2 separate regions of the Homo sapiens genome follow, and region 1 is linked to region 2. Evidence: read pairs that join two places in POLR2A ChIA-PET (ENCODE). Cell type or tissue: Panc1. All regions are shown on one strand. Links, peaks and the distances in the headings refer to the core of each region. The heading gives the core; the rest is flanking DNA.

What was found. Peaks named below come from ENCODE experiments on the same cell type or tissue, not always from the same donor. Only the 100,000 strongest peaks of a DNase experiment are listed, where the experiment ranks them.
Region 1: POLR2A ChIA-PET joins it to region 2 with 11 read pairs; 2 of 35 experiments call an interaction of 5 or more read pairs at or near these places.

Annotation. Positions count from the first base shown.
Region 1 is chr14:100,735,740-100,738,639 of GRCh38, reverse strand. DLK1 (delta like non-canonical Notch ligand 1) reads right to left here. Exons shown (of 5, transcript NM_003836.7): 5 at 416-2,900. Among named protein-coding and RNA genes, the nearest start is that of DLK1, 10 kb to the right of the region's middle. In Panc1, for the core only: no CTCF peak of the experiment used is centred there; no DNase peak of the experiment used is centred there.
Region 2 is chr14:100,569,743-100,572,642 of GRCh38, reverse strand. All of the region lies in intron 1 of BEGAIN (brain enriched guanylate kinase associated), which reads left to right. Among named protein-coding and RNA genes, the nearest start is that of BEGAIN, 16 kb to the left of the region's middle. In Panc1, for the core only: no CTCF peak of the experiment used is centred there; no DNase peak of the experiment used is centred there; H3K4me3 peaks cover 238 bases; H3K27ac peaks cover 757 bases.

The sequences.
Region 1 (2,900 bases), core at 157-2,656, 170 kb before region 2:
CCTCAGAGCATGGGGGGAACTGGCCCTGAGCACGGTAACTCTCATGCTCCCACATGGACCCCCCTCCCTGCACCTGTCACCTTCATGTCCCAGCTCCATCCAGGCCACCCACAATGAGCCACCTTGGGAAACAGACAGGGACAAGGTCCATGTGGGCCTTGGAGGTCTTCTCAGGACCCTCTGGACAGGAGACTCCCAGGTTCCAAGAGTGTGGTCTAGAAGGGGTGTGCACAGGCCCGGGCGGGCTCACCCCTTAGCCCTGCGGCCTCCTGGCCACATGAGAGGTGCTGGGTGTTAGGCCAAAGCAGGGCCCTGGAAAGCATGAACCCCTGCCCACCCTGCCCGGGGCCTGAGGCCCCTATGGGAGGGGACCAGTGTAGCCTGGCACACGCAAAATCAAAGACGCAGACACAAGTCTAGCCCTTGTTGTTTATTTTTCAATAAACAAGGTTTTTTTGCATGTCTGGACTGGTAGTAAACGGGAAAGCTAAAAAGAGCGCCAAGGACATTTTTTTTAACATTTTGGTGACAAAATTGATACTCCTCTTCCTCCTCTCCTAATTTGGGACCAAATTGCTGATCATGTCTTGGATCGCTGTCTTTGAGCTTTTCCGTTTGTTTCGTAAACTACACACTACACCAGACACACACAAGGTGTGGCTGGGCAGTCAAGGATCCCGACACTCTCAGCAGAATCTGGTGGCCATAGAACATGGAATGACCATTTCTGCATGACGTGAAGACCGTGGCGAGGCTGCTGACACTGCTTCTGTGGCACGGGGGGGGTAGTGCGAGTGGTGGGCACTGTGGAATTTGGGAGGGACGGCCTCATCGGGTGCTGGTAATAGATAATTTGTTGCGTGGGAAGGTGAGATGGTGGCTCTTCTCCAAGGGAGGCGTCTGCTCAAGACCCTCCACTCCCACGGCATGTGACCGGCACCGCGCTGGGCTCCCTGGGGACAGCTGTGTGTCCACCCCCCTCCAGACTGCCCCCTCGTCCTGCCTGCCCTGCAGCTTCCGCACACTGCCTAGTGCTCCGCAGGTGCCTGGAAATGCTTCCTGATCAGATGGGTTGTGGACGGTGAACAAATGAATGGATGGGGAGTTGGTCAAGGATACCTCGACCGTGGGACGTCTTTTTCTTGTTATCAGGGGAACATGGCTGTTCTCTATAGCATCAAGATCGAAAACATAGATAATTTGATCATCTGACCAATCTTAGAATTTTCTATTTGGGGAAACTGAGGAACAGAATCGTTAGCAGGCTCAGTCCAGGTCTCACGCTGAGAGAGGCCAGGCAGGGTACCAGACGCCCGCCTGACACATGCCAACAATTCTTTTTTTTGTCTTTTTAATTTTTTTATTTCTTAAAACAAACTCAAAATGAGATGAGATGGTGACTTATGAATGACTTCGTGGGGAAGGAAGAGGGACTTGGGGCGGTTGTCAGAGATTGGGGTGGAGGACCCAGGGGTTTGGGGTGAGGGAAGGGAGGAGAAGGGTGGGGGTGATAGGAAGGGAGGGCTGGTGGAGACAGGAGGGGAAGGGTGGGGAGAACGGGAGGGGAAGGGTGAGGGTGATAGGAAGGGAGGGCTGGGGAGGACAGGAGGGGAAGGGTGGGGGATCAGAGGGGAAGGATGACGGGGATCGGAAGGGAAGGGTGGTGGGATCGGAGGGGAAGGGTGGGGAGAATGGGAAGGGAAAGGTGGGGGTGATAGGAAAGGAGGGGTGGGCTAACAGGAGGGGAAGGATTGGGGGACGGGAGGGGTAGTGGGGACGGGAGCTGGAGAAGGGGAAGGGGCTTGCCAGTGATGATGGTGGTCGGTGGGGTGACAGGGTTTTTGGGGTGAGGCTGGGAGGGGCTGGGGACGCGTGCTGTGGGACTCAGGGCTGACGGTAGGGAGGGGCCTGGTGGGGACAGAGGCGGGTAGGAGGGGCTCTGCAGAGTGCAGATGATGCGGAGGAGGCGGTGAGGGTGGGGCGGGGCTTGGAATCAGGATGACAAAGGACCGGGAGTGAGGAGACCAATGGCTTGGTGGGGAGAGTGGGGTGTTGGGAGTTTGGGCAGATGCTGGTCGGGCTTTGAGTCAGGATGAGGGGGCTTGGGTAGTGGCTGGAGGACGATGAGGTGATGAGGTCGATATTGTGTCATGACGATGGCGCAGGTGACCAATGGATGGGTGACTGTGAGTTGTGTGTGGGTGACTGATGTGACTGACTGTAGATGACGAAGGTGATGATGACTTAGAAATAAACACCTGGAGCAAGGTAAACACGGCAGGCAATGCTCAATAAAGCTAAGAGTATAGATTCTTATCCAAATAATCTAAGAAGCAAAATATTCCTATCTGGTACCCAAGGGCTGTTTAGCTGTCCAACCCCAAAAGCTGAAAAGCTAAACAGAGCTCTGTCCCATTTCTTTCTATTTTTGCAAAAAAGATAGATGCTCTTTGTTAAAAAAAAAAAAAAAGTCAAATTCAAAATTCAGAAGCTGGCTAGGTCTTTTGAGATCTGAGGATTATTAACTCAGCAACACAAATGTAAACCCATGGCTGTGTGGGCCAGGTCTTGGACCACATTTGCCACAAAACTAGTAAGCGCCCCACAAGTGACAATTTCCACTAATCCCTGTGAAAACCTTGGTGAGGGCTGTGTTGCTGCTCAGATTCTGCCAGGGGCACTTGCGGCTCAAAGTACATTCAAGTCTCAAGGGATGTCTCTATAGGGTAGAGGCAGGTATAGTGTTGGGGTTCTGGGTGGGCAAAGAGGGGTGGGGGAGGGCTGGCTGCCTAAGTGGCAACTCCAGATGGCACATTATGACTCAAAGGGGCTATTTTTTCCCAAAAGGGAAGTGGGCCAGGAGGCTCCCCACTTTGAGAAACACAGTTAGGATAAATTTC
Region 2 (2,900 bases), core at 393-2,892:
CCCAACCCCCCAGGGCTCATCTCTGCCCTCCACATGTTAGGCTCATTTCCTCCCCTCCAGGAGGGGTAAGGGCAACAAGATTCAGGGAAACTGAGGAAGCTAGAGCCCAGCATGGGTGTAAGGAGTCCTGGGGGGCCAAGCACTGGGGTTGGGGTCGGAGAGGCCAGCCCCATGCCCTGAGGGAGGGTGGGGCTGGCCTGAGTCGGAGGCAGAGCTGGGACAGGAACCCAGGCCTCTGTCCTTGGCATGGCACTCCTCACCTGGCAGGCCCCCTGCAGAGGTGGGCTCACTCTCCTCTTCACAGTGTCAGAAATCAGCCGGATTTAGGGGGCAGTGGGCAGCCGTGCAATGGGGTCAGATGGTCCGGCAGAGGATTTATGTGCTCCATTATGGGGGCCACAGCAGGACTGACCCACATCTGAAGAGGGGTTTCCCAGGGCAGAGCTCTGCGAAGATACGATGCCCGGTACCAAGGGGCTCTGTGCCCTCCCGCGCAGGGGCAGGCTTGAAGAAGGGACGCGGATGGTGTTAGAATGACGAGGACCCTGCTGTGAGAGCAGGAAGGATGCTGCCCAGGGCTGAGGAGCAGGTGCCTCTGGCTGGGGATTAAGACGCACTGCATTCGTTCAGGCCAACACCACCTGCTCACCGCAGGGCTTCCATGCCAGGCCCTGGACACAGGGAGATGCAGCGGCAGAATGGAGGAGCTCTGCTGTCGGGCCTCACCGATGCTTTAGATGGGTAGTCAGGGAAGGGAGGCCCCGGCCGTGCAGAGTCAGGGCAGAACATTCCAGGTGCAAGGAACCAGTGCAAAGGCCCTAAGACAGGGATGGGCCAGGTGAGCCTGGAGCCAGCAAGGCAGCCAGTGTGGCCAGTGTGTGCCTAGCGAGGGGAGGCTGCTGGGCATGGGGGTCGGATGATTTGGCAGGGCCAGGTCAGTATTTACCAACCCCTCATGGAGGCCTGACAGGTGGCACAGAGTCACCCCCTCCACCTTGTCTGGGGAGGCCCTACTGTGTGCCAGTCTCTGTGCCCGGGTGCCACAGGGAAGATAGCAAGGTCCCTGGCCCCAAATCTCCAAGCTCTTGCCTATAAACTGCAAATGCACAGCTGATGAGACCCACCCAGCAAAGCTGCTGTGACACTTCAATGGAACTGATTTCTGTGACCGGGCCCAAGGCCACCCTGGGGACACAGCAGCAGAGGAAAGGGTGGACGGGCATGTTTCTGACCCGGGCGGCCCTCCCATCGCTAGTAAGAAAAGGAAGTAGTAGGTGGGAGGGAGGCAGCTGGGAGCTCCACAGGCCTCAGCCCATGCAGGGATGGGCACGTCATCAGGACCCAGATGGCCACAGGTGGGAGTGAGGAGAGAGCAGGGGCTAGTGGCCAACAGGCAGGGCTCCTGTGAGGGGTCAGAAGATAAAGGTGGCTGCTGGGCTGGACCACCAGAAAGAGGTAGGGACTTAAGGCAGACGGTGGGGAGAGGTGTGTTGGAGGAAGAGGCAGCGGGTGTGAATGGGGCTGGACAGCGCCCAGAGGCGGGGAAGGACTGTGCCATGAGGACTGTCCCCCGAGGGCACCCAGTGTGCACCCTGGGGTCCCAGCCTCCCTAAGGGAGATCCCGCCCCCTCACTTCACAGTGGGAACCCTGGGGCACCCCACAGACTCCTCATCCTCATGGCCCCCACCCACTGGCCCAAGACCCAGGCAGCGCCGCGGTTCTCCAGCCCATCAGGCAGGCCTCGGCTAACCTCAGGGGACTTGAGCAAGCCACTTCATGCGCTGGCCTCCGTTTCCTCACCCGTAGTAAGGGTCTCACGAAAATCACCGAGTCTTGTGGTCAATGAATGGCTGAATCAAAACTTGCACCCGGGGTGCTGGGCCCGTGCAGGAGCCTCATGGGAGACTGTCCCCGAGGGCGTAGCACCTCGGCCAGGGGAGCTTCCCTGCTATCTTCTCCCTAGCCACCCATAAAGATGCCTGTGTCACTCCTGCATGGAGAGCATCAGGCACAACCCATCTTTTAGTCCCCCCGCCCCTGCCAGGTGCTGGGCTGGTCCAGGGACACAGAGCTGGGACACAGAGTCCTGTCCCATCTGGTGTGGGGGTAAACTCAGTGACTCCCCAGAGTTCCCACAGAGGGCCGCATGGAGGATACAGCCTCCAAGGGGGAGGGCAGTGGTTGCCCCGAAGGCAATGGGTCAGAGGAGGATTTGAGCTACAGCAGCATCAAAGCCAGGCTTCAGGCTCTAGAATAGGCTTGAAGGGCAGGGGCTGCCTGTTCCCTGCCTGTCTCTTGCCCTGCCCAGCCCCCACTGCTCCACCAGGGCAGCTCAGCAACCTCCCCTGCCTTTCCCCCCAGTTCCCTTCTGGGGGTGGGGGGAATTCCCATCCAGGCCTTTTAGAAGGGCTGAAACATTCAATGTAAATAATTAATGCTAGATTTTTAAAATTAAATTTTAATACATTCTTATTAATTTTAGACAAACTCCCTGGCAGGTCATTCGCCGTGAGTGATTGAGGTTGGCAACCAGAGACAGCCTTTGGGTGGGAAAGGCTCCTGAGCAGTGGGGTCCAGGCGCAGCTGGGCCCCTTCAGCTGCGGGATCTCCAGCAAGCCTCTTCTCTGTTGGAGCTTTGCTCCCGCATAGGGGGTCCGGGGCTTCCATGGCAGAGCTGTGGTGAGGAGCCGTGGGAAGCGCTATGATGTGTAAGGGGCGGTGGACGTTATTGTTATGACTACCGTGGCCATTCTGCTGAGGGTGGCCTCCCAGGACCGGAGGGGGGCGGAGGGGGTTTTCCTCATTAGCCCCTGGAGAGCAGAGCTTGCTTCCTCTGCTGTCCCCTCTCTGCTTTGTCTGCTGTCCCCTCTCTGCTGGAGAACTTAGCCCAGAGCTAGTG